Linked DNA regions of Homo sapiens: all the other regions are linked to region 1. A link is a contact called in ENCODE Hi-C or POLR2A ChIA-PET data. All regions are on one chromosome and are shown on one strand. The core of a region is the stretch at or near the end of the contact, and the rest is flanking DNA. Distances in the headings are between cores, read along the strand shown.

Region 1 (3,419 bases), core at 439-2,938:
TTAAGAATAGGCTGGGCACGGTGGCTCAAGCCTGTAATCCCAGCACTTTGGGAGGCCGAGGCAGGCGGATCATGAGGTCAGGAGTTTGAGACCAGCCTGGCCCATATGGTGAAACACTGTCTCTACTAAAAACACAAAAATTAGCTGGTGGTGGTAGCGCGCACCTGTAGTCCCAGCTACTCGGGAGGCTGAGGTAGAAGAATCGCTTGAACCCAGCAGGTGGAGGTTGCAGTGAGCCAAGATCGCGCCACTGCACTCCAGCCTGGGGACAGAGCGAGACTCGGTCTCAAAAAAAAAAAAAAGAATATAATTGAAATCTATGATTAACTGGGAATGTAAACATGAGTCAGATCAGCTGATTCTGTAAAACATTCTGGTGGGGTCTACATTATGTGGCTGGCTTTTTTCTCTTACTTTAAATCTTGCTAGTCTTTGCAGGGGGAGCAACAATGAACTACCAACATCGGGGCCCTTGTGCCCAGCAGAGCAGGTGCTCAGTATTTCTCGGCTGAATAAACATTGACAGATTTTAACCATTCCCCACATCTCCTCCCTTCAAACGCTTGCAGCCTATAGATGAGGGAGCAACCAGAACAGCTGGTCGGCAGGTGGGACCAGCTGGAGGGGTGCGGCCCACATCCACCAGGAGGCAGGGGTGGCTCAGCCTCACGCTCAGCCATCCACGACAAAAGCTGATCCACTGCAGAGCATGCATCACAGAGGAAAATACTCTGGAAAGGAATGAAGGCGCTGTAGCACACCGTTCAGAAGGGATCTATGTTAAAAGGCAAAAAAATAATGCAAGCATGGGGGAGCCTGAGAGGGAATCTAATAAGACTCTGGGAAGGCGAACCCAGTGGGCCACGGGGAGGAAAATGCCAGCAGCACCCAGACCCCAAACTCTACTGGCTGCCTCCCAATAAGGGGGCTTTCAGAACAGGAACCTCCAGCCTCACCTTCAGGAAAATTAATTATGGATTTAGAAAGGAAGCCTATTCCTTTGTCATCTACTCCTTCCTATGCTGCTCCGATTTCCTAACCAGACACACTGTTACAATTTTAACTTTAAAAATCTCAGCAGAATAGAGCTATTTTTGTTTCTGTTTTTTGTTTGTTTGTTTGATTGTGTTTTGAGACGGAGGCTCACTCTGACGCCCAGGCAGGAGTGCAGTGGTGCGATCTCGGCTCACTGCAACCTCTGCCTCCTGGGGTCAAGCGATTCTCCTACCTCAGTCTCCTGAGTAGATGGGGTTACAGGCATGCGCCACCATGGCCCAGCTAATTTTTGTATTTTTAGTAGAGACGGGGTTTCACCACACTGGCCAGGCTGGTCTCAAACTCCTGACCTCGTGCGGGGGTCACGCCAAAGTGCTGGGATTACAGGCGTGAGCCACCGCACCCGGCCTTGTTGCTGTTTTTCTTAAAAAAAAAAAAAAAAAAAGTGCTGGTAGCAAAAATAAAAATAAAAAAAATCAGCAAACAGAAAACTGTCATACAATCTGCCAGGAGTTGCGTGGTTTCTCCATTAATCAGAAGTCTAAAATACTCCTTGCAAATGTACAGAACAAAGGGCCTTCTGTGGCTCACTCCTCTGCTGGGGGCGGAAGGCTCAGCGTGTGCCTGAGGCACAAAGGCTTGGAAGCAGCCACTTCCCCGTGCTGGAAGCAGACTAAAGGGCTTGTCAGAAAACAGCTCTCAAGCTTTGTCCTCTTAGGCGCAAAAGATCGAAGCAGGGTAGCACTGCTGCCCCAAGGCAAGGCTTCTCCGTAGCCCTGATGCAATTCCGCTTCCTTTAAAGAGCAGCATGTGTGTGGGCAGGCCCGGGTCCTCCAGCTGCAGCTCCTAAAGATGCTCCCCACACGGCGGCCTTTCCCTGGGGAGGTTTTTCTTGAAGATGCTTCTATTAATCATTATAACTCCAGCATTTGTGCAGAGCAAATGCTGTACCTGACGCCAACTGGAGCCCTGCTGGGGGCTCTGCCAGAGCTACGGGATGGCCTCAAGGGAGCTGAGGCTTGCAGGCAGGTGCAGCTTCCGGTACATTATTAGGATTAAATAAAAACAAGGAAGGCCGGGCTCGGTGGCTCACACCTGTAATCCCAGCACTTCGGGATGCCGAGGTGGGCAGATCACGAGGTCAGGAGTTTGAGACCAGCCTGGCCAACATGGTGAAACCCCATCTCTACTAAAAATACAAAAATTAGCCAGGCGTGGTGGTACACACCTGTAATCCCAGCTACTCTGGAGGTTAAGGCAGGAGAATTGCTTGAACCCGGGAGGTGAAGCCTGCAGTGAGCAGAGATCATGCCACTGCACTCCAGCCTGAGTGACAGACCGAGACTCCGTGTCAAAACAAAACAGAAAGAGGAAAAGGCATTAGATATCCTGTTTTCACTGACCTGAGATAGCCCTCGTGAGTCCTGCTGAACTTCTGTTAGCCACATCCGGCTCCTTTTTTTGGGTGAATATGAGCAGGTAAAAAATCAGTTTCTACAAAGACCACCCAACACACAAAGTGGGAGAAAGAGACTCAATATTATTTTGCTTTTAAACTCCAAATTAAAATATTTAAAATATTTGGAATTTTAACAAACATGCATTTTGTGGGAAAAGTGGTATAAAACACATCAGTGGGCTGGTCGCGGTGGCTCACGCCTGTAATCACAACACTTTGGGAGGCTGAGGTGGGCAGGTCGTGAGGTCAAGCGATCAAGACCATCCTGGCCAACATGGTGAAACCCTGTCGCTACTAAAAATACAAAAATTGGCTGGGTGTGTTGGCACGTACCTGTAGTCCCAGCTACTTGGAAGGCTGAGACAGGAGAATCGCTTGCACCTGGGAGGCAGAGGTTGCAGTGAGCTGAGATCGCGCCACTGCACTCCAGCCTGGGCGAACGAGCAAGACACCGTCTCAAAAAACAACAACAACAAAAAAACCAAAAACCCACATCACTGAGATAAGCTTTATTTTGTAACTATTTAAAAGCCCACAGAAATACTTTATTTGAATATGGCTGTTACAATTATATTAACCTAATTAAAAAAAAACTTGAGCATACAAATTTTTGGGTTAATTTTTTTTTTTTTTTTTTGGAGAGAGAGTTTTACTTGTCATCCAGGTTGGAGTGAGTGGCACGATCTCGGCTCACTGCAACCTCTGCCTCCCAGGTTCAAGCAATTCTCCTGCCTCAGCCTCCTGAGTAGCTGGGATGACAGGCGCCTGCCACAACACCCGGCTAATTTTTGTATTTTTAGTAGAGACGGGGTTTCACCATGTTGGCCAGGCTGGTCTCGAACTCCTGACCTCAGGTGATCCGCCCTCCTAAAGTGCTGGGATTACAGGCATGAGCCACCACACCCAGCTGGATAATCTTTTTTTTTTTTTTTTAAGATGGAGTCTTGCTCTGTCACCCAGGCTG
Region 2 (3,419 bases), core at 609-3,108, 97 kb before region 1:
CACTCCCAAGACAGGTTACCTAGCCCTGCTGGCTCTCAGTGGGCCAGGTCAGTGTGGCTGGCACTCAGAGCTCGCGAGTCGGCCAGACAATTATTTCGTTCCTGCATGAAAAAACAAATAGAAAAATTACACTTAACCAGGACTTCAAATGATGCCAGCTTCAAATGGCCTCAGGCCTAACAGTACCAGCTGCACAGCTAAATCTAGGTTGGCACTCGAGAGGCCCAGGGGTCAATGTGCATGTAGAAACTCCAAGAAACTGGAGGGCAAACACTGGGTCAGCTACAGGACCCTGTAAAATGAAGAGACTTTCTTTCCTCTTGTCATTAGGGGTGCTTCAAGCAACATGTCCAGCACCCTACAAGCCTCTTTAACAGCCACCGAGAAGGGGGCTGGGGAAAAGCTTTCCCGAGATGGCTGCCTCCCAAGAGTGTTGGGGGACAGGTCGGGGCACTGGCCTGTCTGTGAGGATTAGTGGATCTGGACAACTGGGAGGGCAGTGCCTGGCCACTGTCGCGAACTCTCAGCACCAGCACAGGGGCAGGGACTGCCAAGTCCCAACAGCTCGAGCTGCCGGGTGGGCCCCAGGCACCTGAGAAACAGGTTCTAGAGCAGCCACAGGCACCCGGCCACCCACTGACAGCCACACCAAAGGGCGGAGTGGATGAAAACTCAAACGGCCTCCGTGATGGGGAAGGGAGGCAGTACTTTCAGATGTAAACCTGATGTGTCTGTGTGAGGCCCGAGCAACTGCACCGAGTGCTTCAGGTTTTAGTGTCAAACTGACAGCACGCTAGTCATCATGTTAACAGAGTTTTGAATACTTCTGAACACTGAACAACAGCTTAAGTAGACAATTAATTATTAATAGTTATAAACTTAGTAGAGGCTAAAATCAAACAATCATACAAACTAGTAATTGGTCGAGCTTTGACAGTACTTTAACAGAATACATTAATTAGGTTAAACTATTTTTAAAGACCATTTGAGATCATTAATTAATATTCTGAGAATGTTCACAGTGTGAACATGCCCATAATTCACATAATCAGTGGTTAAGCAGAATATAAAAATACTACTGTCACAACTGTCTGTCTAGGAACAAACGTGGCGGCGTCCCCAGCCCTCTGCAGGAGCAGGGGCCGAGCAGGGGCCGAGTGCGGGTCTGCAGCAGACCTGCCAGCGTGGTCTGGGCAGCCTAGGACACAATTCGGGGTAGGCTCCTTACTTGAAAGCGATCTTCAGCAGCCTTGCCACCCACGTTAAGGACATTCAGAGAGCTGGCACGCTTCATGCTGCAACCCGGACACGGACATGCAAGGACAAACGATCAGCACATCGGTCAACCAGCAACAGGAAGCACAAGCAAAGCCCCCTCCAACGCCTCTGTGACACTGGGGGCTCTAGGGACCTTGCCTTCATCTTGCTTGGGTAACCGGGGAGTCCTATGTCTCACTCTATTTAGTGCCCAGGAGAAAAGACCACAGCTTCTCTGCATCTTTCACAGCAAAATGCTTCTTTTAAAGTACCATATGCAAACTCAAAATGTCCTTAGACTTGCACTTTTAAAAAGTGGCTCATCTAGACTGGGTATAGTGGCTCAAGTCTGTAATCCCAATGCTTTGGAAGGCCAAGGCAGGAGGATCACTTAAGCCCAGGAGTTCAAGACCATCCCGGGTAACATGGGGAAACCCCATCTCTACAAAAATACAAAAATTAGCCAGGCGTGGTGGCATGCATCTGTAGTCCCAGCTGCTCAGGAGGCAGAAGTGGAGGATCACTTGAGCCCAGGTGGTCAAGGCTGCAGTGAGCCATGACTGCACCACTGCACTCCAGCCTGGGAGACAGAGCAAGACCCTGTCTCTCTTTAAAACAAAACGAAACAAAAAAAAGACCAGCTGCAGTGGCTCACACCTGTAATCTTTGGGAGGCTGAGGCGGGCAGACTGCCTGAGCTCAGGAGTTTGAGACCAGCCTGAGCAACACGGTGAAACCCCATCTCTACTAAAATACAAAAAATTAGCTGGGCATGGTGGCATGTGCCTGTAATTCCAGCTACTTGGGAGGCTGAGGCAGGAAAATCATTTGAACCCAGGAGACAGAGGTTGCAGTGAGCTGAGATCACGCCACTGCACTCCAGCCTACGCAAGAGTGAGACTCCACCTACCAAAAAAAAAAAAAAAAAAAAAAAAAAAAGCCAGGCGTGGTGGCTCATGCTTGTAATCCCAGCACTTTGGGAGACTGAGGCGGGTGGATCACTTGAGGCCCAGAGTTCACAACCAGCCTGGGCAACGTGGTGAAACCCTGTCTCTACTAAAAATGCAAAAAATTAGCCAGGCGTGGTGGTACACACCTGTAATCCCAGCTACTCTGGAGGCTGAGGCACAAGATTCACTTAAGCCCAGGAGGCAGAGGTTGCAGTGAGCCAAGATCACTCCACTGTAGTCCAGCCTGGGCGACACAGCAAGACTCTGTCTCAGAAAAAAAAAAAAAAAAAAAGTGGGGGGAACCATCTGGGAGCAGAGAGGCTCTGCCTTCAGTCTGATGCTTTTCAGGGAGGGTGCTCCAGGGCTCATGTCAGACTCGTCACCACTAAGGGATCATGAAGAGACACTCAAAACTCACTGCTAAAAGATGATGCATAAATATACTGTCATATTTTTTATCTTTCTATATTAAAAGCTGGGAAATCAACTTTATTGTTAGTAAAATAAACTCTGAAGCCAGTATTTTTCTACTTAGAAAGCAAAATGTAACATAAAGTCATGGTTCTCCACTTAAAGGAATACAGGAATGTATACATATATTTACTTTTCCTCCATCTGATGTATTTAAAATACTTGATGAAACAGCCTATAAATAATCTATAACTTAAATGATGGACAGTCATAAAATGACTATCGTTGTTCACCACCACCATGGATGCCTTTGAACATAAACTCCCCTGAAGTTTTAAAGCTAAAGCAACCGATACTGAGGGTTACTTGAATTCTGAACGTGAACTGCATGCAACATGGGACAGCGAACATGAGCGCAGCAGTTCCTGGGAAAGCCAAGGACGGTGGCTGTGAGGCTGAGGCACAGGCTTGAGGGGTGACAGGGACAGCCTCACACAGGACACTGGGATGAGGCTGAAAGCCCAGGGCACCCACCCGTGTGTCAGCAGTGCTGTGAGCACAGCGCCTGGCACATGGCAGATACTCAGCCAGCCCCTGCCGAACAACTGCACCAAAAGCAAGACCTGAATTTCCTTATCCCCAGGCAAAACTCACCCCCAAAATGTCCCAACCAGGACAAAACAAAAACATCCCAATGAAGCCCACAACAGACATTGCTGGAGTCCCAAACAGGTTTTTCTCTACCTAGAACCACTCAAGAACAAAGTATAAAATCAAACCAAATCACAAGTAAATTATCATC
Region 3 (3,419 bases), core at 356-2,855, 94 kb after region 1:
TCCTATGGCCAACTAACCAGAGGTGAGGGGCTACAGCTTTTGCATATGCACATAGCTCTCCGTGTCACCAACCTGCCAGTATTCAATTTGGTTCACATCCACCAATACTGATGAGAGAAGCTTCCTATGTATAAAATGCCACGTTAGATACTAAATGGGTTACAAAGATAAGCAAAAGCTCTCAAACTCATCTGGAGCCAGGAAGACTGTAAGGTGAGACAACAGTGGCAGCACAGGAAAGGCTGGCCATCTCCTAGAGGGCAGCAGAAGAGGTGGAGCCCGCCGAGCAGGAGAACGTGACAGGCAGGATGAGACAAGGAGGAAACAGCACGGGTGGGGGTGGGCCTGCATCTGAGGAGAGCTATGAAGAGCCATGGGATTTCAACAAAATGCAATGAAGATAGGGAAGAGTGTTTGTTTTGAGTAGAGGGGATCACAGCCAAAGGGGAGGTAGGAAAGTACAGGATGTGTCTGTGGCATAATAAAGTACACAGACTGAGTGGAACTGGAGGCACAGTGTCATCACCCCCACAACAGCTGGTGGCACTTAATGAGCACTTGTGGTGGTCAGGCCCCAACTTACTTGATGCCCACGTAGGTCCTATTATGTCACCTTCCTATTATGGGTGGGGAAACAAACCAGGATCTAGAGCCTGCTCCTGGCTGGGATGGGTAGGCCTGGAGAGGGAATGCTGCCTGGCACTCACCCTAGTGCTCTGCCTTGATGGGGCAGCAGAGCTGGGGCTGCTGGGGCAGCCTGGACCACGCCACTCAGGGCCTCGCAGGGACGTGGCCAGGTGAAATAGTGGAGGTCACTGAAGGTTTTAATTCAGAAAGGTCATATGACCAGAAGCGGGCTTTTAGAAAGACCAAAAGGACAAACGGTGAATGAGGACCTGAAATAGCCTGCTGGTGACTGGCATAAAAAAAGGGCACAAGTGGAAGAGACCTAGAACAAGGGACATAGAGTCCTAAGGCTACCTGGTGATTGCCTCCCCTCAAATCCATGCAATGATAACTATACAAAATGGAAAAGCAAGGCTGGGTGCGGGGGCTCATGTCTGTCATCCCAGCACTTTGGGAGGTTGAGGTGGGAGGTTCACTTGAGCCTAGGAGTTTGAGACCAGCCCGGCCAACATGGCGAGACCCCCATCTCTACAGAAAATACAAAAATTAGCCAGCATGGTGGCAGTGCCTGTGGTTCCAGATACTCAGGAGGCTGAGGTGGGAGGATCGCATAAGCCTGGGAACTCGAGTAAGCCCTGATCACGCCACTACACTCCAGACTGGGTGACAGAGCGACACCGTGTCTCAGAAAAAAAAAAAAGAAAAGCAAAACACTCAACTATATAATCACCATTCTTAGAAGAAAACATATCTAGTTTGAAATATGGACATTCTATTAAGTACTTTGCTTTTATTCCTTGTGAAGAGAACCATGTGAGGGGTCAGTGATGAACTGAGGGCTTATTTCTCTGAGCACTGCTACCCAACCCAGACCTCCAAAGGCTGTTAACGCCCAGGCAGGAAGGCTGAAGGCCTCGCCGTGCTTTGAACACAAACACAAATGTAGAGCGGAGGCCAAGCTGGATCTGGACGGTGCTCATGGCAGGCTGGCGCCCCCTTGTGGCCACCCTCTCTACGTAACTCCTACAGAGACAGCAGGAATACAGTAGGGAACATTCAGAAAATAGTCGCCTCTGCCACAGAAATGAAGTAAACACCTGAAAAAAATTTTAAGTAAAAATCATTTCCCTCACCTTGAGCCCTCATATCTCCCGTTCCTCTCATATTCAGTTGGAAGCCTCAATGAACAGAATGTAGAAGCAGAGAGAAGAGGGAAAGAGAAAAGAAATCTTACATGCCAGTACATGACCACCAATACCAACACCAACACCATAAAATGAACAAAGCCAAAACACGTTTTAAACACCAGCCGGGCTTATGAAAACTCTTCCTCTCATTTGACTGAGCCAGCGCTACCTTCTTCCACAAGGCTGCAGGGGTGTGCACAGGGGCCAGCTCCATGCTGCACACTGCATACATCACACACATTGCATGCCATACCGCTGCACGCTGCACACTGCACACACCGCACACCACGCACGCACAGCGGGCACTCCTGCTGGCTCTTCAGCCTGAGCACACTCGGCCTCAGAATGGGGTTATTCTCACTTTCTAATTGTGCCACACAGTATAATGGGTTTCCAATTAAAAGCCAATGAGGCTATCAGCTGGATTCTATATTCAGTTATTACCTGTTCTGTCCAAGGAAAAATCAGACAAGTGGGAAGATCAATTAAAAAATAATAATAGAATGGAACTGCCAACAGGAAGAAAGTGCTTTTCCCGCAGTTTTGACCTGCAGCTTGGCCTTCTGGTGACTTGAGAGGCACAGGTACAATGTAGCCCTTCAGGAAAGATTTCCTGCCTCATGTGTGCATTAAGAAAGCAATATTTTTGGTTTCTTGATTATCACCATCAAAAAATATGTTTTTCTTTTTTGAGGCAGGGTCTCACTCCCCTAGGCTGGAGCACAGTGGCATGATCATGGCTCACTGCAACCTTGACCTCCCAGGGCTCAGGTGATCCTCCTGCCTCAGCCTCCTGAGTAGCTGGGACCACAGATGCGTGCCACCATGCCCGGCTAATTTTTATATTATTTGTAGAGGCGGGGTTTTGCCATGTTGTCCAGGATGGTCTTGAACTCCTGGGCTCAAGTGATCCGCCCAAAGTGCTGGGATTACAGGCATAAGCCACCATGCCTGGCCTAAAAAATATTAATAAAATCAGAACACCACTTTCTGTAGTGCTTTAAGTAAAAATAATGAGATACTCTTTCTTCAGTGGTTGCTGGAAAGTGGCTTTCAACTCTGAAAATATTAAAACATTTCTGCTACGCAGCTGTTCACATTTTAATTTCTGAAAAAGCCAAATCAAATGAGGCTGTAGCTTTGAATTTTATGCTTGTTTTCTGTATTAGCTAATTTTCCTGTCATTTTAAAGCCTTTTGCTAATTCCATCCTCAGTGAAATAAAAATAACACAACTAATACTTACCTTTTGCATGCCTGTGGATAATCATTAATTGTACATTAACATTACTGAGCATCTCATTCTTCAAACAGGAGCATGCTAAGTGTTATTAGTATGAAGACAGAATTATTTGGATGCTAAATAATTCTACCAAAGAAAGAAAATACACAGAGCATGCATCAGCCTTTTGTTGCATGGGTACCATAGTCCCTTTAAAATGCCTGACAGAGTTAATCTATTTCTTTTCAATTTCCTTTCAAGGAATTAAGTATTTAGTTATCAGCAGAAAGTTTAGTTTATAAGGAAAAAACAGGGCCAGAAAGCCAAACCTAATGTTAATTGCAGGAGCCATTTGGGAGTGAGGATTGAAAAATAAATGTGTAT

The links. Hi-C counts contacts between places; a loop is a spot of excess contacts on that map. ChIA-PET counts read pairs that join two places held with the same protein, here RNA polymerase II (POLR2A). Pooled maps may share reads with other maps.
Region 2: a loop to region 1 is called in a map with no recorded cell type, with 10 times the contacts of the local background. The contact joins two enhancer-like sites. A Hi-C loop is called at or near these places in 8 of 37 single-sample maps with no recorded cell type and 6 of 50 pooled maps. POLR2A ChIA-PET finds 5 or more read pairs at or near these places in 4 of 52 experiments (AG04450, H1, activated CD8-positive, alpha-beta memory T cell and 1 more).
Region 3: a loop to region 1 is called in a pooled map, with 2.6 times the contacts of the local background. The contact joins two enhancer-like sites. A Hi-C loop is called at or near these places in 1 of 168 maps with a recorded cell type or tissue (astrocyte of the cerebellum) and 4 of 50 pooled maps. POLR2A ChIA-PET finds 5 or more read pairs at or near these places in 1 of 52 experiments (GM12878).

Annotation. Positions count from the first base shown.
Region 1 is chr14:103,592,745-103,596,163 of GRCh38, reverse strand. No RefSeq gene overlaps it. Among named protein-coding and RNA genes, the nearest start is that of COA8, 31 kb to the right of the region's middle. RefSeq lists a silencer at 2,328-2,467. Within about 2 kb of position 1,688, at least 16 of the 41 ENCODE cell types and tissues checked have a DNase peak (open chromatin) inside an H3K27ac peak, as active enhancers do.
Region 2 is chr14:103,690,235-103,693,653 of GRCh38, reverse strand. It overlaps KLC1 (kinesin light chain 1), which reads right to left. Exons shown (of 17, transcript NM_001394837.1): 15 at 1,229-1,295. Among named protein-coding and RNA genes, the nearest start is that of XRCC3, 24 kb to the left of the region's middle. Within about 2 kb of position 1,858, at least 4 of the 41 ENCODE cell types and tissues checked have a DNase peak (open chromatin) inside an H3K27ac peak, as active enhancers do.
Region 3 is chr14:103,498,542-103,501,960 of GRCh38, reverse strand. MARK3 (microtubule affinity regulating kinase 3) reads right to left here. Exons shown (of 18, transcript NM_001128918.3): 17 at 1,761-1,805. Among named protein-coding and RNA genes, the nearest start is that of CKB, 23 kb to the left of the region's middle. Within about 2 kb of position 1,605, at least 9 of the 41 ENCODE cell types and tissues checked have a DNase peak (open chromatin) inside an H3K27ac peak, as active enhancers do.